Linked DNA regions of Homo sapiens: region 2 is linked to region 1. A link is an interaction called in ENCODE POLR2A ChIA-PET data of the cell type or tissue named here. Cell type or tissue: Panc1. All regions are shown on one strand.

What was found. ChIA-PET counts read pairs that join two places held together with the same protein. Peaks named below come from ENCODE experiments on the same cell type or tissue, not always from the same donor. Only the 100,000 strongest peaks of a DNase experiment are listed, where the experiment ranks them.
Region 2: POLR2A ChIA-PET joins it to region 1 with 8 read pairs; 8 of 35 experiments call an interaction of 5 or more read pairs at or near these places.

Annotation. Positions count from the first base shown.
Region 1 is chr5:134,726,831-134,731,830 of GRCh38, reverse strand. SEC24A (SEC24 homolog A, COPII component) reads right to left here. Exons shown (of 23, transcript NM_021982.3): 23 at 3,922-5,000. Among named protein-coding and RNA genes, the nearest start is that of CAMLG, 9.2 kb to the left of the region's middle. RefSeq lists a silencer at 2,914-3,081. In Panc1, no CTCF peak of the experiment used is centred here; no DNase peak of the experiment used is centred here.
Region 2 is chr5:134,362,645-134,367,644 of GRCh38, reverse strand. CDKL3 (cyclin dependent kinase like 3) reads left to right here and starts at 474. Exons shown (of 13, transcript NM_001113575.2): 1 at 474-668; 2 at 1,101-1,286. The coding sequence starts at 1,122. In Panc1, no CTCF peak of the experiment used is centred here; a DNase peak (open chromatin) is centred at 434; H3K4me3 peaks cover 1,348 bases; H3K27ac peaks cover 1,515 bases.

The DNA.
Region 1 (5,000 bases):
TCAGAGAGGTCCAATCTCCTTTTGTCGTAGTCAATGTCTAAAGGAAACAAACATAACTTAGGGTTGTGGGTATCTACCTAGAAAAGCGTCTAACCTCTTAAACATACAAGTAACAACGTGTCTCTTCCCTCTTCTCCTTTAATAACAAAGTTGGCTAAATATAATCCCAGGGTAAACAAAAGATTTTTTCATTTGAGATAGCCTATAAAAGCCAGATGAAAGTTTCAGTTCTTTAGATAGATGTTTTGAAATATGATGGCTCATTTAAGTCAGGTGAGAGTTAAAGTGTCAAGATTTCATGTTATGTGCTTACCAATGTCTGGGGAACCTTTTCCTGGTGGGGTTTCTGTAGTTTCAGTTATCCTTCCTAGCACATCTCAGTGGTATGTGATTCTTTGATAAATGATGTGCATACATTCATACTAATTTCTATCTCCCTCACTATAGACTTTACAAGGGCAGGCCCTTCCTTTTTTTTTTTTTTTTTTTTTTGAGACGGAGTCTTGCCCTGTCACCCTGCTAGAGTGCAATGGCACTATCTTAGCTCACTGCAACCTCCACCTCCCAGGTTCAAGCGATTCTCCTGCCTCAGCCTCCCGAGTAGCTGGAATTACAGGCACATGCCACCATGCCCAGCTAATTTTTTGTATCTTTAGTAGAGACGGGGTTTAACCATGTTGGCCAGGCTGGTCTTGAACTCCTGACCTTGTGATGCGCCAGCCTCGGTCTCCCAAAGTGCTGAGATTACAGGCATGAGCCACCACACCCGGCCAGGCCCTTCCCTTTTTTAAAAAAAGTACCACTTTGCCCCAAGTCTAGCACTGAGTACCAGACTTTAGTACTAGACTAAATTTACCAGAATATTTGCAGAAATTTTTCTCTTAGAGCAAGTGTCAAAACTTGGCATTTTCAGTGACTTTTTTATATGATTTGTATTTGATCCTAGTATTTTTTTAGGTAGGCTAATATTAGTAATTTTTAAAATAAACTGTAGATACAAAGCTGAACAGATTGAATAGCAATAATTAAGTGATAAAATTAGAATCCAGTTTTTGGGGTTACAATTATGGCAGTAAGTTGATGCTTGGATTCCTCTACTACACACAGTTAAAAATAAAAAAGGAGACAAAAGATAGCTTGCTTGATTCAAAACCATGAGAGGAACATCTCAGCAGATCAAAGAGTCAGAAACACAAGGAAGTGTAGAGTTGAAATCAGATGCCTGGTGGGCTGCAGGTCCAGAAGCAGGAGAAAGAGAACATTTTATGGGGTGACAGGCATTATTCATGCTCTATATGAGACAAGGAAGACCAGACCAAACTGTTTAAAGCCTGTCCTCACTCCAAAATGTTCAAATCATAACTCGCTATTGACCTACACAGCCTTGGATTTCCGCTTTAAAAGAAAGAAGGCAGAAGGGAGGGCAACAATTACACTTCCCACTATAGGTGACTGCAATGATGATATCCCCAAATCATTACAGAATAGGAGCCCAGAAGCACCACTAAGAGCCCTAGTTCTGGAAAAGGGGTCAGGAAAAGGCAATTATAAAACCCTTAGATAAGAGGTAGGCATAAACAAAGAGAGAAGAACTAAAACAAAAATAAAAATACTTCCCCTCAAATATGCCTGAAAACCCATATTCCAACGAACATGAAGAAATACAACACTTAAATTCTTCCAGCCGAGTTAAAAGTTGGAATAGAAATTTATTCCAGAAAGAATTAATTTTATAGAACAGTTTTCAAATATTTGAAAAGGAAATGGCTGGGAGTTTTTCAGAATTGTAGACAAGAATCTTTAAAGTGTGCTCTGAATAACAAGCAGGATAAAAAAATAAACAACAGGCTGGGTGCGGTGGCTTATGCCTGTAATCCCAGCATTTTGGGAGGCCGAGGCGGGCGGATAACCTGAGGTCGGGAGTTCGAGACCAGCCTGACCAACATAGAGAAACCCCGTCTCTACTAAAAATACAAAATTAGCCAGGTGTGGTGCTGCATGCCTGTAATCCCAGCTACTTGGGAGGCTGAGGCAGGAGAATTGCTTGAACCCGGGAGGTGGAGGTTGCAGTGAGCCGAGATCATGCCATTGCACTCCAGCCTGGGCAACAAGAGTGAAACTCTGTCTCAAAAAAATAAACAACAACAACAACAACAAACCAACAGTAATAAAACTATAGTACATTAAGGATAAAAGCCAAGACAGGTGGATCACTTGAGGCTAGGAGCTCGAGACCAGCCTCGTCAACATGGTGAAACTCTGTCTCTATTAAAAATACAAAAATTACAGGCATGCGCCACCACGCCCGGCTTATTTTGTATTTTTAGTAGAGATGGGGTTTCTCCATGTTGGTCAGGCTGGTCTTGAACTCCCAACCTCAGGTGATCCACCTGCCTCAGCTTCCCAAAGTGCTGGGATTACAGGCATGAGCCACCGCGCCTGGCCAGTTATCTTTTTATGACACAAGGGTACAGAAAACAATGGAGTAATATCTTAACATTATCAATGGAAAAATAACCTTTGATATAGAATTTCAAACCCAGCTATCCTTGAGAAGCAAGCATCAAGAATTCAGTTTATGACCTCCCAGACATCTACATAGGCTATTTAAAGCATCTTCAGCAATAATTTTTTCACTGACATAATTTGGATGCACAACATAGCACTACTTAGTAATTGGCAAGTTGTTCGTGTCACTTTTTACTTAAAGAGACAGGGTCTTGCTTTCTTGCCCTGGGTGGAATGCAGTGGCACAATCATGGTTCATTGCAGCTTCACACTCCTAGGGTTAAGGGATCCCCCTGCCTCAGCCTCCTGAGTAGCTGGGACTACAAGCGTGAGTCACCATGCCCCGCCACCTTTTTTTTTTTTTTTTTTTGTGACTGAGTCTCACACTGTCACCCAGGCTGGAGTACAGTGGCGCGATCTCGGCTCACTGCAACCTCTGCTTCCCAGGTTCAAACGATTCTCCTGCCTCAGCCTCCCAAGTAGCTGGGATTACAGGTGCCCATCACCACGCCCAGCTAATTTTTTGTATTTTTAGTAGAGATGGGGTTTCACTATGTCGGCCAGGCTGGTCTCAAACTCCTGACCTTGTGATCCTCCCATCTCGGCCTCCCAAAGTGCTGGGATTACAGCACTTTTTTCTACTGGGATTACACTTTTTTTTTTTTTGAGATGGAGTCTCGCTCTGTTGCCCAGGCCGGAATACAGTGGCGCGATCTCAGCTCCCTGCAACCTCCGCCTCTCGAGTTCAAGCAAATCTCATGCCTCAGCTTCCCAAGTAGCTGGGATTACAGGCACCTGCCACCATGCCCAGCTAATTTTTGTATTTTTAGTAGAAACGGAGTTTCACCATATTGGCCAGGGTGGTCTCAAACTCCTGACCTCAGGTGATCTGCCCGCCTCGGCCTCCCAAAGTTTTGGGATTACAGGCATGAGCCACCACACCTGGACTTTTTTTTTTTTTTTTAGATGGAGTTTTGCTCTTGTTCCCCAAGCTGGAGTGCAATGGCACGATCTGGGATCACTGCAACCTCGGCCAGGGTTCAAGCGATTCTCCTGCCTCAGCCTCCCAAGTAGCTGGGATTACAGGCATGCGCCACCATGCCTGGCTAAGTTTTTGTACTTTTAGTAGAAATGGGGTTTCACCATATTGGCCAGGCTGGTCTCGAACTCCTGACCTCAGGTGATCCACCTGCCTTGGCCTCCCAAAGTGCTAGGATTACAGGCGTGAGCCACCACGCCCAGCCTACTTTTAAAAACTATTTTGTAGAGACAAGTTTTCGCCACCTGGCCCAGACAGGTCTTCAACTCCAGGCCTCAAGTGATCCTTACACCTGGGCCTCCCAAACTGCTGGGATTACAGGTGTGGGCCACCATACCAGGCTCATATCACTTTAAATAACTAGTCACTATATATAAGCTCTTTTCAATTAACTTTATTGAATAGCCAAGTTGATAAGTTAGCATAGATCAAACAATGGTCTGCATGGGTTACAAATGACTTTTTTTTTTTTTTAACAGGAATAAAACAGTGAAAATTACAAACTGTAAAAAGGAAGACAAATCTTGTCTCCAACTTTTCAGAGAAGCAAGATTTAACACAGCACATTGAAGATCAATACATATTTGAATTTAAGAACAAGAATTTAATATTACAATATTATACACTACTTTACAAAATTAAAATTTCTATATAAGGATTACATTTGTAATAGTTAACAAAATTTTGAAATCACATTTGGTGGTCCCCTAGATAATAGCTGTTATGCATCTTTGATTAGAAGAAATAAATCTTTATTCTAATTATTGCAAAACAGTCTATTAGACTCAATACATTAAATTAAAAACAGTGAAAATATATGCAAACTAAAATAAATGGTACTGCTTGAGTGACTATTAGTATGTCAGACTTACAGAAATGTTATTTTAAAAATCCTAGAAATTAGAAAAATAGAGTACTTTTTATGGTAGAACTGCCATGCTCAGATTTAAATACCAAGATTGCCCTTGTCTGTTACATTAGTAGTTGTAGATCTGTAGAAAATTCAAGGATCTTTCATAATTTACAACTATAATTAAAAAAAATATGGCATAGTGTAAATATTAGTCGCTTTACATCAAAAAGTAATACAAGATGATATGGCAGGTAGTGCCCTATTGGGGGAAAAAAAAAGAATCAAACTAAAAAACACATTCAACATTGCAAAAAATAATTGCCTTATATCAGTATCTCCAAAGGCTCATTCATTCTCTCATTATGTGGAGAACAAATATTGTGAATCCTAACTAAAGTTATGTTTTTCATGACCTGTTATAAAATTATTCTGAATTGCACATGTTACACCGTATCTAAAATAATATTTAAAAGTAAATTTGTGAAATATACTAAAAAAGCATGTGGTAATAACAAGAGTCATACCCACTTAGGGATGTAGTGAGGCACAAGGAAGATTATCCCTAAAAGCACAAATGTTTCCCTCTAGAAGATTCTTTAC
Region 2 (5,000 bases), 360 kb after region 1:
CCCAGCACTTTGGGAGGCCGAGGCAGGCGGATCACCTGATGTTGGGAGTTCGAGACCAGCCTGGCCAACATGGTAGAAACCCCGTCTCTACTAAAAATACAAAATTATCCGGGCGTGGTGGCACACGCCTGTAATCCCAGCTACTCGGGAGGCTGAGGCAGGAAAATCACTTAAACCTGGAAGGAGGAGGTTGCAGTGAGCCAAGATCAGCGACACTGCAGTCCAGCCTGGGCGACAGAGCTAGACTATCTCAAAAAAAAAAAAAAAAAAAAAAAAGATGCAGATCCTTCCTATCCACATTCAAAAGCAACCTTGTGAGGAGGCTCAGCTGCGACAGCAATCTGTACTCCCCTCCCCCATTCCCAAGCACAGCACTCTTCCACCTTGCGCCTACCCAGAGTAGGTTTCCGTTTCTTCCCACTTCCCCTTCCGGGTCGGGACCCTGCCCATGTTCCGGTCTTGCGCACGAGTCTAGAACGCAGCAACTCCGCCGGCGTTTCCATGGTGGCAAGTGGCCGGTTCCTTGCGGGGCTGAGCAACAAAGTAGTATCAGTGTTCGGTGGCTCCACTGGAACTACGCAGAGCCAGACCAGCGGGACCACAGAATGGGCTGAGGCGGCGGCGGCTGTTTGGATAAAGTCAACAGCGGGACGTGGGGCGTGACGCCGGTCCGGCATCCTAAGACGTGTGGTTTGAGTTGCGGGCGAGACCAGGCTTTTTTTAGGACCTTGGGCCTGATAAGTGGGCGACTGCAGTAGTGCGGGAACCTATTATTTGACAGGAACATGACAGGAAGTGTAGGGACCCCATGCTTGATGGATGGTGACTTATAGTGTGGTAGTCTCAGTGTTGATGGGCATGACCGAGACAGCAGGAGTACCCCTAAGTTCTGGTGAGAGGTGGAGCCTCAGAAGGACACCTTACTCAAGCTGTCTTTAGTTCCCAAAGACAAAAAGGCTCAGTGGAAAAGATTCCTTTTTTTTTTTTAATGTCTCTATATTTGAGACTGTGGGTTTATTGTGGATATGCATTATCTAGTTTTAATAAATAAAAGTATAAACGTTTAACATTTTCCATTTTCTTTCTTTATTTCTATAAAGTAGTAAAAGCCCAGCTTGAAAATGGAGATGTATGAAACCCTTGGAAAAGTGGGAGAGGGAAGTTACGGAACAGTCATGAAATGTAAACATAAGAATACTGGGCAGATAGTGGCCATTAAGATATTTTATGAGAGACCAGAACAATCTGTCAACAAAATTGCGATGAGAGAAATAAAGTTTCTAAAGGTTTGCTTCTTTTGCCTTAATCATCTAAGTCAAAAGAAAAAATTGTTATGGAATAAAAAATTGCATAAAATATTTTAGTTCACACGTACTGATTCATATTATGGAGAAACAAGTGTAATACTCTATCTTATCTACATTTTGTAATTTTATAGTGATACAAGATATATGTGTTTTGGGGTATGTAACAAAAGCTACACCAATATTGTTTAATAATTATTCAGAAATATTCAAGTATAATACTTAATAAAAATTTCTGCTATGTGCAAGGCATGGTGCTAGGTACTGAGACTATAAGGAGGTAAAAGATAGTTCCTGCCCTTAAAGACTTCTATAATTTAATCAGAAAGGAGAGTATATGAAAATCATACTGAATAAAAAGTGGCTCATAATAAATGCCAAGGAATCAACACAAAGTCCTTTCCCTGGTAGGGAAAGTTTTTTTGAGGAAATGGGACATGAATTTGGCTTTGAAGGATGTGGAGGGTTTAGATAAGAGGGAGAAACTGTTGTGTTCTAGGTTAGAGGAACAACATAAACTCAAAAGAGACTAAAGAAGGACAAAGGATAAAGGGCAAAGTGGAAAGGACAAAGAGCAAAGACATGTGCCTGTAGAGTTTTCTGAGCAGAATTGGAAAGAGGTATATTAGAACAGTAAATTGGAGGTAGATTTTAAAGTCTTTTAGGCTAAGGAGTCAAAACTTGATTTTGTAAGAGGTGGAAAGTCGTGAAGGTTTTGAATTCAGTGTAAAGAAATGTAAATTTTAATCTACCACTATTGTGCAGAATAGATTGGAGGACTAAGAGTAAAAATAGGTCTGTTAGGAGTTCAATTAAGGAATTTTGGAAAATGTCTGAGGACCCTTGCTAAAATGCAGCAATGTGAATGAAAAGTAAAGTTAGAACATGCTGTATTGTAAAAAACAAAAAAAAAAGACATGAGGCCGGGTGCGGTGGCTCACGCTTGTAATCCCAGCACTTTGAGAGGCCGAGGCGGGTGGATCACCTGAGGTCAGGGGTTCAAGACCGTCCTGGACAACATAGTGAAACCCCGTCTCTACTAAAAATTAAACAAAAAAAATTAAGGCCGGGTGCGGTGGCTCACGCTCCCAGCGCTTTGGGAGGCTGAGGCGGGTGGATCACGAGGTCAGGAGATCGAGACCATCCTGGCTAACGCGGTGAAACCCCGTCTTTACTAAAAAATACAAAAAATTAGCCGGGCGAGGTGGCGGGTGCTTGTGGTCCCAGCTACTGCGGAGGCTGAGGCAGGAGAATGGCGTGAACCCGGGAGGCGGAGCTTGCAGTGAGCCAAGACAGCGCCACTGCACTCCAGCCTGGGCGACAGAGCAAGACTCTGTCTCAAAAGAAAAGGAAAAAAAAAAAAAAAATTAGCCAGGCATAGTGTCGCGCCCCTGTAATCCCAGCTACTTAGGAGGCTGAGGCACGACAATCGCTCAAACCCAGAAGGTGGAGGTTGCAGTGAGCCGAGATCACGCCACTGCACTCTAGCCTGGGCGTCAGAGTGAGACTCCATCTCAAAAGAAAAAAAAAAAGGGCGCTGTGGCTCACGCCTGTAATCTCAGAACTTTGGGAGGCTGAGGCAGGCAGATCACCTGAGGTCAGGAGTTCGAGACCAGCCTGGCCAATGTAGTGAAACCCCCATCTCTACTAAAAATACAAAAATTAGCCGGGGATGGTAGTGCATGCCTGTAATCCCAGCTATTCGGGAGGCTGAGGCAGAAGAATTGCTTGAACCCAAGAGGAGGAGGTTGCAGTGAGCCGAGATCACACTATTGCAGTCCAGCCTGGGCAACAGAGCAACACCTTGTCTAAAAAAAAAAAGACATGAAAGAGTGTAGAAGACTATAGAAAGACTATAGAAGGAGTCAAAGGTCTCTGAGGTTCAGTGATTGATACAATTGATAGAAATACGAAAGACTCAAAAGAGACATGGTTTGGGAAGTACTTCAATTTTGGAAATGTTGAATTTGAGGTGACAGGAGTACATTTAAGTAAAGATTACCAGTAGGCTTTTAGAAATGAGGAACAATATCAGGAGAGATCAGGGAAGAAGACAGAATCCTATGTAGGTGTGACAGTTCAGCCCAGGAGAAACAACTGAGGAGTGTGGAGAAAGGAGCATTAACATTCCTTAGGGTTGGGGTAGAAAATTAATGATTTTAAAAATATTTAAATAAGTATGTATTCTATTTATTGGAATCTATTTACATCCTTTAAGGTTTATGATCTTGACGATATAGTATAGCTGTTTCATATGCAGCAGATGTTCTTGTTTGCTTTATCTGATACAAAAATAATATTTTCTTCTTTCTTTGTAAGTCTATATGAGATATGATGGATCAATTTGCCTTCTTTCTCTCTCTTTTTTTTTTTTTTTTTTTTTAAGAAATGGAGTCTCCCTGTTGCCCAGGCTGCAGCGCAGTGGCATGATCATAGCTCACTGCAGCCTCCATCACCTGGGCTTAAGCGATCTTCCTGTCTTGGACCTGTGAAAGAGCTAGGATTACAGGCATGAGCCACTGTGCCTGGCCTAATTTGAGGAAATATATTAGGCATCTGTGGATTATTAGAATGGCTCTACGCTGGGCGCGGTGGTTCACGCCAGTAATCCTAGCACTTTGGGAGGCCGAGGCGGGCGGATTGCCTGAGCTCAGGAGTTCGAGACCAGCCTGGGCAACATGGTGAAACCCTGTCTCTACTAAAACACAAAAAATTAGCCAGGCATGGCAGTGTGTGCCTGTAGTCCCAGCTACTCGGGAGGCTGAGGTAGGAGAATTGCTTGAACCCAGGAGGAGGAGGTTGCAGTGAGCTGAGATTGCGCCACTGCACTCCAGTCTGGGCGACAGAGTGAGACTCTGTCTCAAAAAAAAAAAAAAAAAAAAAGCCGGCCATGGTGGCAGGGGCCTGTAATCCCAGCTACACAAGAGGCTGAGGCAGGAGAATCACTTGAACCCGGGAGGCGGAGGTTTCAGTGAGCCGAGACCACGCCACTGCACTCCAGCCTGGGCAGCAGAGCGAGACTCCATCTCAAATAAATAAATAAATAGAACAGCTCTATTTCTAGACAATGAAAAGTGAGTCAGTAAAGATGTTATGATTTTGTGAAAGATATCAGTTCATGTCCTGATGACCTAAAACATAATACTATAGATAAGGCAATTGTGTACTGTGAATGAAAATCTGATTAGGAGATTTTTTTCCCCCAAGGCAGTATCTCTTGCTCTTTCTTCAACTGTTGCACTTAAATTGATTATTTTTTTTCTATTTAATCATTTTGGAAAACTAACCAGTATGTGACAATACAGAGATGAACTTGAATATGTGTTTTACTGTAACAACTGTTATGCAGATAATTTTGAGATACCCTAACTATTCTCATTGGCTTTTTGTTATTGTTGTTGTTATTGTTCTGAGACAGTCTTACTCTGTCTGTCGCCCAGGCTGGAGTGCAGTGGCACGATCCTGGCTCACTGCAACCTCTGCCTCCCAGGTTCAAGCAATTCTCATGCCTCAGCCTCCAAGTAGCTGGGATTACAGGCACGTACGACCACGCCCAGCTAATTTTTGTATTTTTAGTAGAGACGGGGTTTCACCATGTTGCCCAGGCTGATTTAGAACTCCTGGCTTCATGTGATCTGCCCACCTCAGCCTCCCAAAGTACTGAGATTACAGGTGTGAGCCACTGCACCTGGCACT